Linked DNA regions of Homo sapiens: region 1 is linked to region 2. The links are chromatin contacts, found by Hi-C or POLR2A ChIA-PET in ENCODE. All regions are on one chromosome and are shown on one strand. The core of a region is the stretch at or near the end of the contact, and the rest is flanking DNA. Distances in the headings are between cores, read along the strand shown.

What was found. A loop is a pair of places that touch in the nucleus more often than their neighbours do. ChIA-PET counts read pairs that join two places held with the same protein, here RNA polymerase II (POLR2A). Pooled maps may share reads with other maps.
Region 1: a loop to region 2 is called in a map of CD4-positive, alpha-beta memory T cell, with 8 times the contacts of the local background. The contact joins the promoter of EXOSC9 here to the promoter of TRPC3 in region 2. A Hi-C loop is called at or near these places in 1 of 168 maps with a recorded cell type or tissue (CD4-positive, alpha-beta memory T cell) and 9 of 50 pooled maps. POLR2A ChIA-PET finds 5 or more read pairs at or near these places in 1 of 52 experiments (activated CD4-positive, alpha-beta T cell).

Annotation. Positions count from the first base shown.
Region 1 is chr4:121,799,935-121,802,665 of GRCh38, reverse strand. It overlaps EXOSC9 (exosome component 9), which reads right to left and starts at 1,343. Exons shown (of 12, transcript NM_005033.3): 1 at 1,176-1,343; 2 at 745-839. The coding sequence starts at 1,241. RefSeq lists enhancers at 1,273-1,542, 1,351-2,154.
Region 2 is chr4:121,950,671-121,953,658 of GRCh38, reverse strand. TRPC3 (transient receptor potential cation channel subfamily C member 3) reads left to right here and starts at 1,599. Exons shown (of 12, transcript NM_001130698.2): 1 at 1,599-2,193. The coding sequence starts at 1,979. It overlaps LOC102724158 (a long non-coding RNA gene), which reads right to left and starts at 2,677. Exons shown (of 3, transcript XR_427598.4): 1 at 2,590-2,677. RefSeq lists a silencer at 1,739-2,008.

The DNA.
Region 1 (2,731 bases), core at 94-2,593, 150 kb after region 2:
ATAAAGTTACAAAGTATTAACCAAATAGACTCTCCTTCCAAAACAAAAAACTGAAACAGATAACAAGTTTCAATCTTAATGTGAGTAATATCATACTCAGCCAAATAAATCATAGGAGATAAAAATTATATGTAAAGTATAATATACACAGAAATAAAACATAAATTGGTACAACTAAAAACACGACAGAAAAAACACCTCTCTTCTTATTACAATGTTTACTATTCCACAGATTGTTTTAAAAATCAGTGACCTTTACCTCTAAAGCAAGTATTTATTGATACAAGATGGCATGAAAACCTGAGATTTCTTAAAGGTTTTCACATGGCATAGTTCACCACCATTATGTGACCAAATAGCCTCACAACTTTCAAATGAATATCTGAAAACCTAATTTTCATGTCACTCAGGAAAAAGAAAGCAGGATGTACACTTAATGACAAGATGCTCAAGATCTCTATATTAGTGTGAGAAACAAATTCCATATGATCACTACTAGTTGTCTATACGATTTATAGAAGTCAGAAAAGAACTATGTGATACGTGACAGAAAATACGTTTATGATTAAAAAGTTCAAGTGTGACCACAAAAGCAAAAAATCTCGCATAAAAAAATACTTATTTTTGTCAGCTAAACAAAGAATACTGTCCAGACTTCTTAGCTGCTTTATAAACAACCAAGTCAATAAGGTCTTTTTTCAAACTTCTCCCTTCCGAATGTGTATCTCATTTAAATCCTGTTACCTTGTTTTTCCAAGTTCCACAATGCAGCATCCGTAATCTGTTCCAAATGAGATCCTGATGTTCCTATAATCATAGGTTTGTCTGCCATCCAGCCGCTGTAAGCACAAATTCATTCATTAATTTATTCCTTCAACAAGTATTTCTTAAGCAACTACTTTTTGTCTGGCCCTGGGCTAAGCACTTGGGGGAAAGTGGAATCCTAACCAGCCCGCCCATACAGGAAAGTGGAAACTACAGCATGGACAACTGCTGCGGTGACTGGAGCCTTGAAAAGAACCTGTCGAAAAAAAATAAATAAAGCCTGAGGGATGGGGTGAACGTGCCGGTCGTTCCCCTAGTAGCTCCCCGGGCCCAGGCGGGCCAGGTATCAGTCCACACCTTGAGACCCGAGCGCCCACGCAGCGCGCAATTCTGCGGGCACCAAACCATACCTTCTTCTCTTCGATGGCACGGAGTAGGAAGCGGCGTTCGCAGTTTGAGAGTGGCGTTTCCTTCATGGTGTTGGGTCACCGGCCCCACAGGCACCAGAATCCGCGGGAAAAACGGAACCCGATCTTTCCTTGCGCGCCGCTGCTCGCCCCGAGGCGCAGGAAAATTACGTCATCAAGGCGCGGCGGCGGAAAAATGGGAAATGGCTTGGGCTGCAGCTACTGCGCAGACTCAAAGCGTGATTGGGGAAGGCCAGCGAGCTGCGAGAAGCCATTGCGGCTTTGGGAGGCCGTTTCTGAACGTGAAGTTCCGTTTCTTTTCTCATAAAGTGCAGAGGAGAAAAGGATACTTAAAATAACCATGAGAGTGATAGAAATTATTATCAGTAGACCGCTCGCACACTTCACCCTTTGCTCAGTCCTCTCACGGGGTGGAGACTAGACATGTACTTCTGCAATTTCACAGATGAGTTGACATTGGTCCCTGGAAAGCCGCAGATGCAGGATTTGGAGCAGATTAAATGAACAAACACTGGAATGAGGCGGCATAAGGGTTGGGGGAGAAAGATAAATTGGTGAAATGGGATGTTTTTGTGGCCAAAGGTGAAATCTTGTGGGATCTGAGAAGTTGATGAGAATGGAGAATGTTCGCACGTAGTAACTAACGATGTTACTACTACTGTGGACTGAAAGTAAATGCACCGTTTATTTCTTATCCCCTCTCCAGTTATTTTAAGTCGATAGACTTTTTTTTACGGTCACAGAGAAGCCTTAGCGGGGCCATGCTGCCAACCACTCAGCTTTTTTGGAGAGGCAGTATCAAATAGTAGTTTTAAAAAGTGTTCACTGCCAGGGTTCAAATTTTAAGGCTATCATTAACTACTATAACCCTGGGCAAGTTAACCTGTGTGCTTCACATTACTCACCGGCAAAAAAAAAACAAAAACAAAAACAAAGCAGGGGAAGTGAGAAACCTATTTATTCTGAGGAATAAAAATGAGTTAATATATACATAAAATGTTTAGAACAGTGCCTGGCATGGAATAAGCACTATTTAAGTGTTTGCATATTATTATTTTGTTTCCTTTTGCTTTAGAGGTGGTAGGCACTGTAACTCCTACGCAGTCTTTCTCTGGCTTCTTTGGTAGCTTCTCACAAGTTTTTTCTACCAGTGATACATTTTAGTCTCACTTTGTACCACTTGCAATCCATGTACTCAATAAATACTTGAAGAGGGCCTACTCTGTCCAAGAATAATTTAAGTGCTGGAGAAACAGGGTAGACAAGATCCTTTCAAGGAATTTATATTCTTTTTGGAAAAGGCAAAAAACCCTAAACAAATAGAACAATTTCATACAGTGTTAAGTGCTCTCTGAGAATAGGAATGCTATCTTAATAGGGGTAGTTGCAGGAACAGGTGACTTTGTAGCGGTGACATTAAAGTAAAGTAAATCTTTGGTGTTGAGCAGGAGCACCCTTGATGCCATCTGGAGAGGAAAAGTGTTTCAAGCAGAAAGAGTAACATATGCAAAAACTGAGATGAGATGAGCTCCACATGG
Region 2 (2,988 bases), core at 350-2,849:
ATGATGTGATCACTGGTAAGACTGTGGTATACACAGTGTGGGTAAGGACCAGAGCCTGTGGAAAATCCACTGGGACCCAAGAGGGCTGTCAGACTGGAGGCCACAGCTAACCTAGTTCTTTAAGGAAAAGTCAGTGTAGCAGATGAATGAAGAGAGACATTTCAGTGACAGGAATGCCATAGACAAAGGCAGAGAAATGGGAAAGTATCTAGCATGTCAGTTGATGACTGAGCGTTCAGGGTAACTGCAGTTAGAATGTGTATGAAAAAGGATGGGAGGAGAGATTGAAAACTTGGATTTTAACCTGAAAGTAGTGGGAAGCCACCAGAGATTTTTATAGAGAAAAGTCGTGATCAGACTTTGCTTTAAGCATGGTCTTTCCAGTAGTACAAAGAATGAAACAGTATGGGGAGAGGTGGGCTGCAGAAAGGCTGGATAGCAGGGAGAAGCAGGGGAGCCTGAATTGAGGCGGTGGTACCGGGTGGAGAAGGGCAGTCCTGCTTTAGAGATATTCCAGAGGTGAAACTGAATAGGTCTGCTAACCTACATTGTGAAACCGTTAACACTTGCATATGTACTAACAACTGAAAAGCACTTCCAAACATAAAGCACTATACAATATTTACTTGTTTTTGTTTTTCCTATATTAGATGTATAAATGCTATTGCTTCTTTCAACATATAGACTTGCCAATTTAATACACAATATTTTATTTACTTTTTAAGAATTAAATTCAAAGGAGCTACATTTTCTTGTGTTTTGCTTAAATTTGGGAAGAATTGTTCCTCTAAAAAGTACAGTATAATTGGATACAGTTAAATAAATTTTATCTCATCAGAGCGTGTCCAGTATTTTTGTGATTTTTCCTAGTTGGACTTGCTAGAAAGCCGTCTATTTGAAGCAAGGGAAAGTCTGGAAGAACACACTCTTCTGGATCTAATCTAAGTTTTCTCACTACCCACCTATCATGAGTACCTTTTTCAGTCTCTCTAGGCCAAGGGTTTCTTATTTAAAAGGACCAAGAGACTCCTTGATCCCTAAGATTCCTGCTAAGATTCTGTACCTCTTTCCTCCCAAAAGAATGACTGGTCTTGAATTCTAAAATGCAATTTTTGTGAGTGTGTTTTAAAAAGAAGACTGCATTTCGCTGAAAAATCTTCCTTGGAAAGTATATAAATCTTATTAGACGCCTTTGAGAGTCATTAAAAGAACTGAAGCATCATGCACGTTTAAAACATTACCAGGCTGGATGGAGTACGAAGGCACTCAGGGGAAGGTACTTAAACCTCCGTAGGTTCAACCAAGTCTTACCGGGAGTAACCCAACGAACAAGTGATGCTTTTTGAGACAAATTTGGAGAGTTGGCTGCAGGAAAATTAACAAGCCAGTGGATTTCCTTTTCCCTTCCTTAGGAAACTTGTTTCTGTAGATGCAAAAAGGGCCCTAGATCCTCTGGAAGAGAAAGAGAGTGGGGAGGGGAAGTTTCTCTTTCTTTACTCCCCACCTGCGGTCTGTCTGATTTCCTCTCCAGCTCTGTCTGATAAGGAATTGATTCTCCCCCTCCTCTTCCCCCTCCCGCCCTCCCTCTCCTTCTCCCTGAGTAACGATGCTGTCCTAGCAAGTGATGCTGTCGGAGACAGGAGACGGGCGCCGAGGAGGCATCGCCGCCGCCGCGGGGCTGGAGAGCCTCTCCCAGCACCAGAGCCCCGCTCGGCCCCGGGCTTCCTCGTCGCAGCCACGGCCGCGGCAGCTGCTCCCACGGTTTGATGGTGGGCGGCGGCAGCTCGGCTTCGGCGCTAGCCTCTAACTGCTGGATCGCGGGCCGCGACGCTCTCCGCTCCTGCCTTCCCGCCCTGGGCCGCCCGGGGCCCCGGAAGCCGCGGGAGGTGGTGAAGGGGCGCCGCGGGAAGACTGCACTGCCGCGAAGGCGGAGGAGGCCGGCAGCCGGCACCCCCACACTCGGACCGCAGCCGGCGCGATGTCCACCAAGGTCAGGAAGTGCAAAGAACAAGCAAGGGTGACCTTCCCGGCGCCGGAGGAGGAGGAAGACGAGGGCGAGGACGAGGGCGCGGAGCCGCAGCGCCGCCGCCGGGGCTGGAGGGGCGTCAACGGGGGGCTGGAGCCGCGCTCGGCGCCCTCGCAGCGGGAGCCGCACGGCTACTGCCCGCCGCCCTTCTCCCACGGGCCGGACCTGTGAGTACCGGGCCCGGCCGCGGCCCGCGCCTCGGAGGGCGGTGCCGGGCGGGGGGCGGGAAGGCGCGCGCCGGGCGGCTCCACGTCGAGCCCGGGACCTCCGAGACCCACATGGTACGGCCAGGCAGTTCGATTTGGAGTGATTTGGAGGGGACAGACCTCGGCCGGAGGCTCGCCCCCTCGGTCCCGCGCGGTGGAGGGACACAGGGGCTGCCGAGTGCGTGGCAGGGGCTCTGTCCAGGCTCAAGCACACGGAACAGCCCGCAGGCGGGCACACTGACTTCAGACAAGCATCCTGGCGAGCAGCCACTCCCTGTATTAGAGCCGAGGAGCTCGCACGACTGCTGCCAGGGCTGGGCACCCCTTGGAAGACGGACCCCGGGGTCCCGAGCTTACCCAGGGAGGCCGAGGAAGGGGAAGATGTGCACAGACCCAGGCGCGCACTTGAACCCTGAACTCCTCCCGGGCGTCCCAGCGTGGACTTGGGTCCCCTCCGACGCTCTGGGACGTCGGGGGCGGGGGCAGAGAAGTGGGGAGTAGGGAGGGGACAGTGCGATACAGGGTGTGGGTTGAAGGTTTGCCCAGGCGCCTCGTCTCTCTGTGGTTCAGTCACATTTGGGGTAAAACTGGAACCGAAGCCCTATAGGGTCCCCTGAGGGAGAGAGTGGGCATCGGGCAGCCGGGGAACCGCTTTAGTGATAACTTTGACTGCGGTTCCCAGGCGGTGCAGGGTCAGCGGCTCGCGCCCCGGCGCGCGGGCTCTCTTTTTCTCTTTCTTTCTTTCCCTCTCTCTCT